2 separate regions of the Homo sapiens genome follow, and region 2 is linked to region 1. The links are chromatin loops, found by intact Hi-C in ENCODE. Cell type or tissue: left lung. All regions are shown on one strand.

Evidence for each region. Hi-C counts contacts between places; a loop is a spot of excess contacts. Peaks named below come from ENCODE experiments on the same cell type or tissue, not always from the same donor. Only the 100,000 strongest peaks of a DNase experiment are listed, where the experiment ranks them.
Region 2: it touches region 1 in a loop (8-fold over the local background); 59 of 110 quality-filtered maps call a loop at or near these places.

What each region holds. Positions count from the first base shown.
Region 1 is chr19:23,871,318-23,873,817 of GRCh38, reverse strand. No RefSeq gene overlaps it. Among named protein-coding and RNA genes, the nearest start is that of ZNF726, 42 kb to the left of the region's middle. In left lung, no CTCF peak of the experiment used is centred here; no DNase peak of the experiment used is centred here.
Region 2 is chr19:23,963,042-23,965,541 of GRCh38, reverse strand. No RefSeq gene overlaps it. Among named protein-coding and RNA genes, the nearest start is that of ZNF276-AS1, 6.3 kb to the right of the region's middle. In left lung, no CTCF peak of the experiment used is centred here; DNase peaks (open chromatin) are centred at 986, 1,428 and 2,011.

The DNA of each region.
Region 1 (2,500 bases):
AATTTAAAATGAAACTTTAGCTTTTGGTGGCATTGCCATTGATGAATATGATGACAGGCATCTTGTCAGTAGCTTTTCTACCTCATGGGATTGTTGTAAGCATAAAGCAAATGTTTCAGAAACTCAAAACCTACATATGGAATAAAGTGGTATATTTTGAGATCAGGAAGCTTTGTGGGTGTCTACTGTGGATTTCCTTTCCAGAATTTTGAAATTTTTAGTGTCTTGCTTTGGGAAAGGGTGCTACTGGCCTTTAGTGTACAGACACTAGAAATGCTGCTCCACATATTACAATGCATAGGACAGCCCCAAATGTCAGGAGAGCTGAAGTCAACAAAGCCTGCTTGAGAGGTGTAGTAGTGGTCATTATTGCATCCACAAGCACACTGGGTGCATTCCCTGTATTGCATGTGCTATATTTAGAAATCTGAAATTCCATAAAATAGGTAAGCTTTCATCTGCCTCTAAGGTGCCATGGTTGGCAAGGTCAAAGTTTTACAAGAAGCTTGGGATTGAGGAAAACATTAAGTGATGTTCAATGTATTTGAAAACTCCATAGTAAATAAGAGTTCTAGAACTCATCTTCTTTTACAACAATTGAGATGCATTGGCTCTGTAAAGCTGTTTTGGTAGGTGGCTCAGTTTTCCCAGTCACCTCCTCAGTTATTTAGGAAATTCGCTCTGATGCAGTCATCTGCCAGTCTTCCGCATGTTTCAAGTTATGTGGACTATATCTTTTAAAAAAGTTCTTTAAATTAGCTCTTACTTGCTTGACAGTTAGTGTTTTTGCATTCATAGTCTCCGTAATTTTAATTTCTCAAGTTCTTCCAAAATTCTTACTTAACTACCTGCCCTTTTCAAACAGCAGTTTTTCTGAGCCTGGTCTTCTGTCCTACATGTCCTCTTGAGAGGGTGGATGTCAGCCAGATGCTCTGGCTGAGGGAAATGGGGATAATACAGGGATGCAATAAAGGACAGAGTAATAATTTTATGTTCTGGGATCCCAGGCCTCAGACCAGAACTGTCTAGTAGAATGAAAGGAGTGATCTTTTAGCTAACCAGTGCTATTGGTCTGACCTTTGTCCTGCCCTCCCACTTTCCACCCTATTACACAAGCAGGAGATATGCAAGGGAGAAGGCAGGAAGATGAGGAGACTGAATTCCAGATAAGAAAGGGCTGCCTGCAGTAAGCAGACAGTTGCCCCCAAAGTGCTCTGGGCCCCCACTTACCTTAGAGACATTTGCAACACTTGAGAATAGTTGTTTTAAAAATCTTAAATCTGTGGACAGACTGTAAGCATTCCATTGGTGTCAGTTGCCAGTTACCCAATGCCTGTTCTCTGCAGCGACCTTTGCAGTCCCATACCTGGGAGTGAGTTTTGTTCTTGCAGAATGACCTGTGCATTCTTGTGCTTTTCTTACCTCTCCTCTAACCTATAAACTGGCAACTCTAACACTATATTTTCACTTACAACTTATCTGAAGCTGTACTCTTTGTCATCCTGATCATACTACAAATCCCTCATCCTGTAGGTACTTGTAATAATGAAAGTAATCTCCATCCCTTCTGGAAGATGATTGCAATGTACACAACCTACTAGGCCAGGAACATTACTGATGGCTGTCCTGATGCATGTCTCTCTCACCCCCATGTCCAATCAGTCACCAGGCTCTCCCCCAAAACCATGCTCCAGTCACTGACTTTGGCTGTTTAATCACTTCTGACCTAAGGCCATCATTGAGTCATAAACACCTCTTAAGTTAATTTTCTGCCACTAATTTCTCCCTGCTGCTGTTAATTTTCCACCCTGCTGTCAGAGTCATCATCCTCAAAAACTAAAGCTTCTCTAGTTGTTTGCCTGCCTAATAATATTTCTTGGCTCCCTGTTGTCTACAAAAAGAAAAATCCAAACTCCTTAACTTGTTTTACAAAGACCGTCATCTGCTTCCAAACCAAATTTCTTTTCTCTTTTTTTTTTTTTTTTTTTTGAGACGGAGTCTTTCTCTGTCACCCAGGCTGAAGTGCAATGGCACAATCTCGTCTCACTGCAACCTCCACCTTTTGGGTTTAAGCAATTCTCCTGCCTCAGCCTCTGGAGTAGCTGGGATTACAGACACATGCAACCACGCCCAGCTAATTTTTGTATTTTTAGTAGAGATGTGGTTTTGCCATGTTGGCCAGGAGGGTCTCGGACTCCTGACCTCATGATCTGCCCACATCAGCCTCCCGAAGTGCTGAGACAAGCCAAATTTCTAGTGTTGGCTCTTGTCTCTACCTTCCACATCAGTGCCACACTGAATAATTATTTACTCCCTGTGCTGTTGCATGGGTTGTTCTTTTTGTTGTGTGTCCATCCCCTTACCCCAGCAAAGAACATTTACTCCTCTGGTAAGACCCATCTCAGATACTACCTTTTCTAGGGAGAATTCAGTCTTTTGTTCCTAATAACTGTTACCCCCATCTGTCAAGTCTGTCTGCTGTAATTTATCTGTTAGGATG
Region 2 (2,500 bases), 92 kb before region 1:
TGTTTCACTAGTGGTATGAGTTAATAGAAGTGTTGGTTTATATGTAATTTAACTTTCCTTTATTCCATTATTTCTTGGTTTTAAAATTGAATGTAAAACCAGAAACCTGCAGGGTATAAATCTTGCTTGATATGTGTATGTGCAATGTACCTACTTGATAATAATTGATTATGTATCATACTCATAAAAAGAACCATTTTTACTGTTTTAGGGGAAGTTATTTTACCCTGGTACTTTATTGTTAAAAACAACAACAAAGCACTTCTATAAATACACACAATCAAAATTTTAACTTTCCTTTAATAGAGGTACATATATTTTTAGAAATAAAAGAGATACCCAGAAGATAAGGTGGGTGTCCTGAAACACAAGGTGAACCCTTTGAATGGGTTTTCTTTTCAAGAGTAATTTTTTTTTTTTTAATTGATCATTCTTGGCTGTTTCTCGCAGAGGGGGATTTGGCAGGGTCGTAGGACAATAGAGGAGGGAAGGTCAGCAGATAAACAAGTGAACAAAGGTCTCTGGTTTTCCTAGGCAGAGAACCCTGCGGCCTTCCACAGTGTTTGTGTCCCTGGGTACTTGAGATTAGGGAGTGGTGATGACTCTTAATGAGCATGCTGCCTTCAAGCATCTGTTTAACAAAGCACATCTTGCACCGCCCTTAATCCATTTAACCCTGAGTGGACACAGCACATGTTTCAGAGAGCACAGGGTTGGGGGCAAGGTCATAGATCAACAGCATCCCAAGGCAGAAGAATCTTCCTTAGTGCAGAACAAAATGGAGTCTCCTACGTCTACTTCTTTCTACACAGACACAGCAACAATCTGATTTCTCTATCTTTTCCCCACATTTACCCCTTTTCTATTCCACAAAACCACCATCGTCATCACGGCCCCTTCTCAATGAGCTGTTGGGTACACCTCCCAGATGGTGTGGCGGCCAGGCAAAGGGGCTCACTTCCCAGAAGGGGCGGCCAGGCAGAGGCGCCCCCCACCTCCCGGATGGGGCGGCGGCCGGGCGGAGGAGCCCCCCACCTCCCTCCCGGATGGGGTTGCTGGCCGGGCGGGGGCTGGCCCCCACCTCCCTCCCGGACGGGGCGGCTGGCCGGGCGGGGGCTGCCCCCCACCTCCCTCCCGGATGGGGCGGCTGGCCGGGCGGGGGCTGCCCCCCACCTCCCTCCTGGACGGGGCGGCTGGCCGGGCGGGGGCTGCCCCCCACCTCCCTCCCGGACGGGGAGGCTGGCTGGGCGGGGGCTGCCCCCCACCTCCCTCCCGGACGGGGAGGCTGGCTAGGCGGGGGCTGCCCCCCACCTCCCTCCCGGATGGGATGGCTGCCGGGCGGAGACGCTCCTCACTTCCCAGATGGGGTGGCTGCCAGGCGGAGGGGCTCCTCACTTCTCAGACGGGGCGGCTGCCGGGCTGAGGGCCTCCTCACTTCTCAGACGGGGCGGCCGGGCAGAGAAGCTCCTCACCTTCCAGAAGGGGTCGCGGCTGGGCAGAGGCGCTCCTCACATCCCAGACGGGGCGGCGGGGCAGAGACGCTCCCCACATCTCAGACGATGGGCAGCCGGGAAGAGACGCTCCTCACTTCCTAGATGGGATGGCGGCAGGGAAGAGGGGCTCCTCACTTCCCAGACTGGGCAGCCAGGCAGAGGGGCTCCTCACATCCCAGATGATGGGCGGCCAGGCAGAGACGCTCCTCACTTCCCAGATGGGGTGGCGGCCGGGCAGAGGCTGCAATCTTGGCACTTTGGGAGGCCAAGGCAGGCAGCTGGGAGGTGGAGGTTGTAGCTAGCTGAGATCACGTCACTGCACTCCAGCCTGGGCAACATTGAGCACTGAGTGAACGAGACTCCGTCTGCAATCCCGACACCTCGGGAGGCCGAGGCTGGCAGATCACTCGCGGTTAGGAGCTGGAGGCCAGCCCGGCCAACACAGCGAAACCCCATCTCCACCAAAAAAATATGAACATCAGTCAGGCGTGGCGGTGCGCACCTGCAATCGCAGGCACTCGGCAGTCTGAGGCAGGAGAACGAGGCAGGGAGGTTGCAGTGAGCCGAGATGGCAGCAGTACTGTCCAGCTTCGGCTCAGCATCAGAAGGAGACCGTGGAAAGAGAGGGAGAGGGAGAGGGAGACCGAGAGGGAGAGGGAGAGGGAGAGGGCTCAAAGAGTAAATTTTTAACAAAGAAAAAGTTAGCATTGTGTGTGACTTAGTGTCTTTTATACAACATGAAATCCTAATTGATTAAGGATACATTACTAACTGTAAATGTCAATTAATAAGTGCTGCATGCTAACTAGAATTTAGATTCATACCTGACAGATACATTTAGACATAATATTCTAACTTAGTTTTATTTCTGAGGAGGCTTCTATATTTTCCTTTATGATACAGAAAATAGATTTTTTAGGCCATTTTATCTTTTACTTTAGAGCTTTTAATTGTTGGTTCAGCGGATTGTTTTACAATGGTTTAACATCTCAAACAGGTTTTCTGTG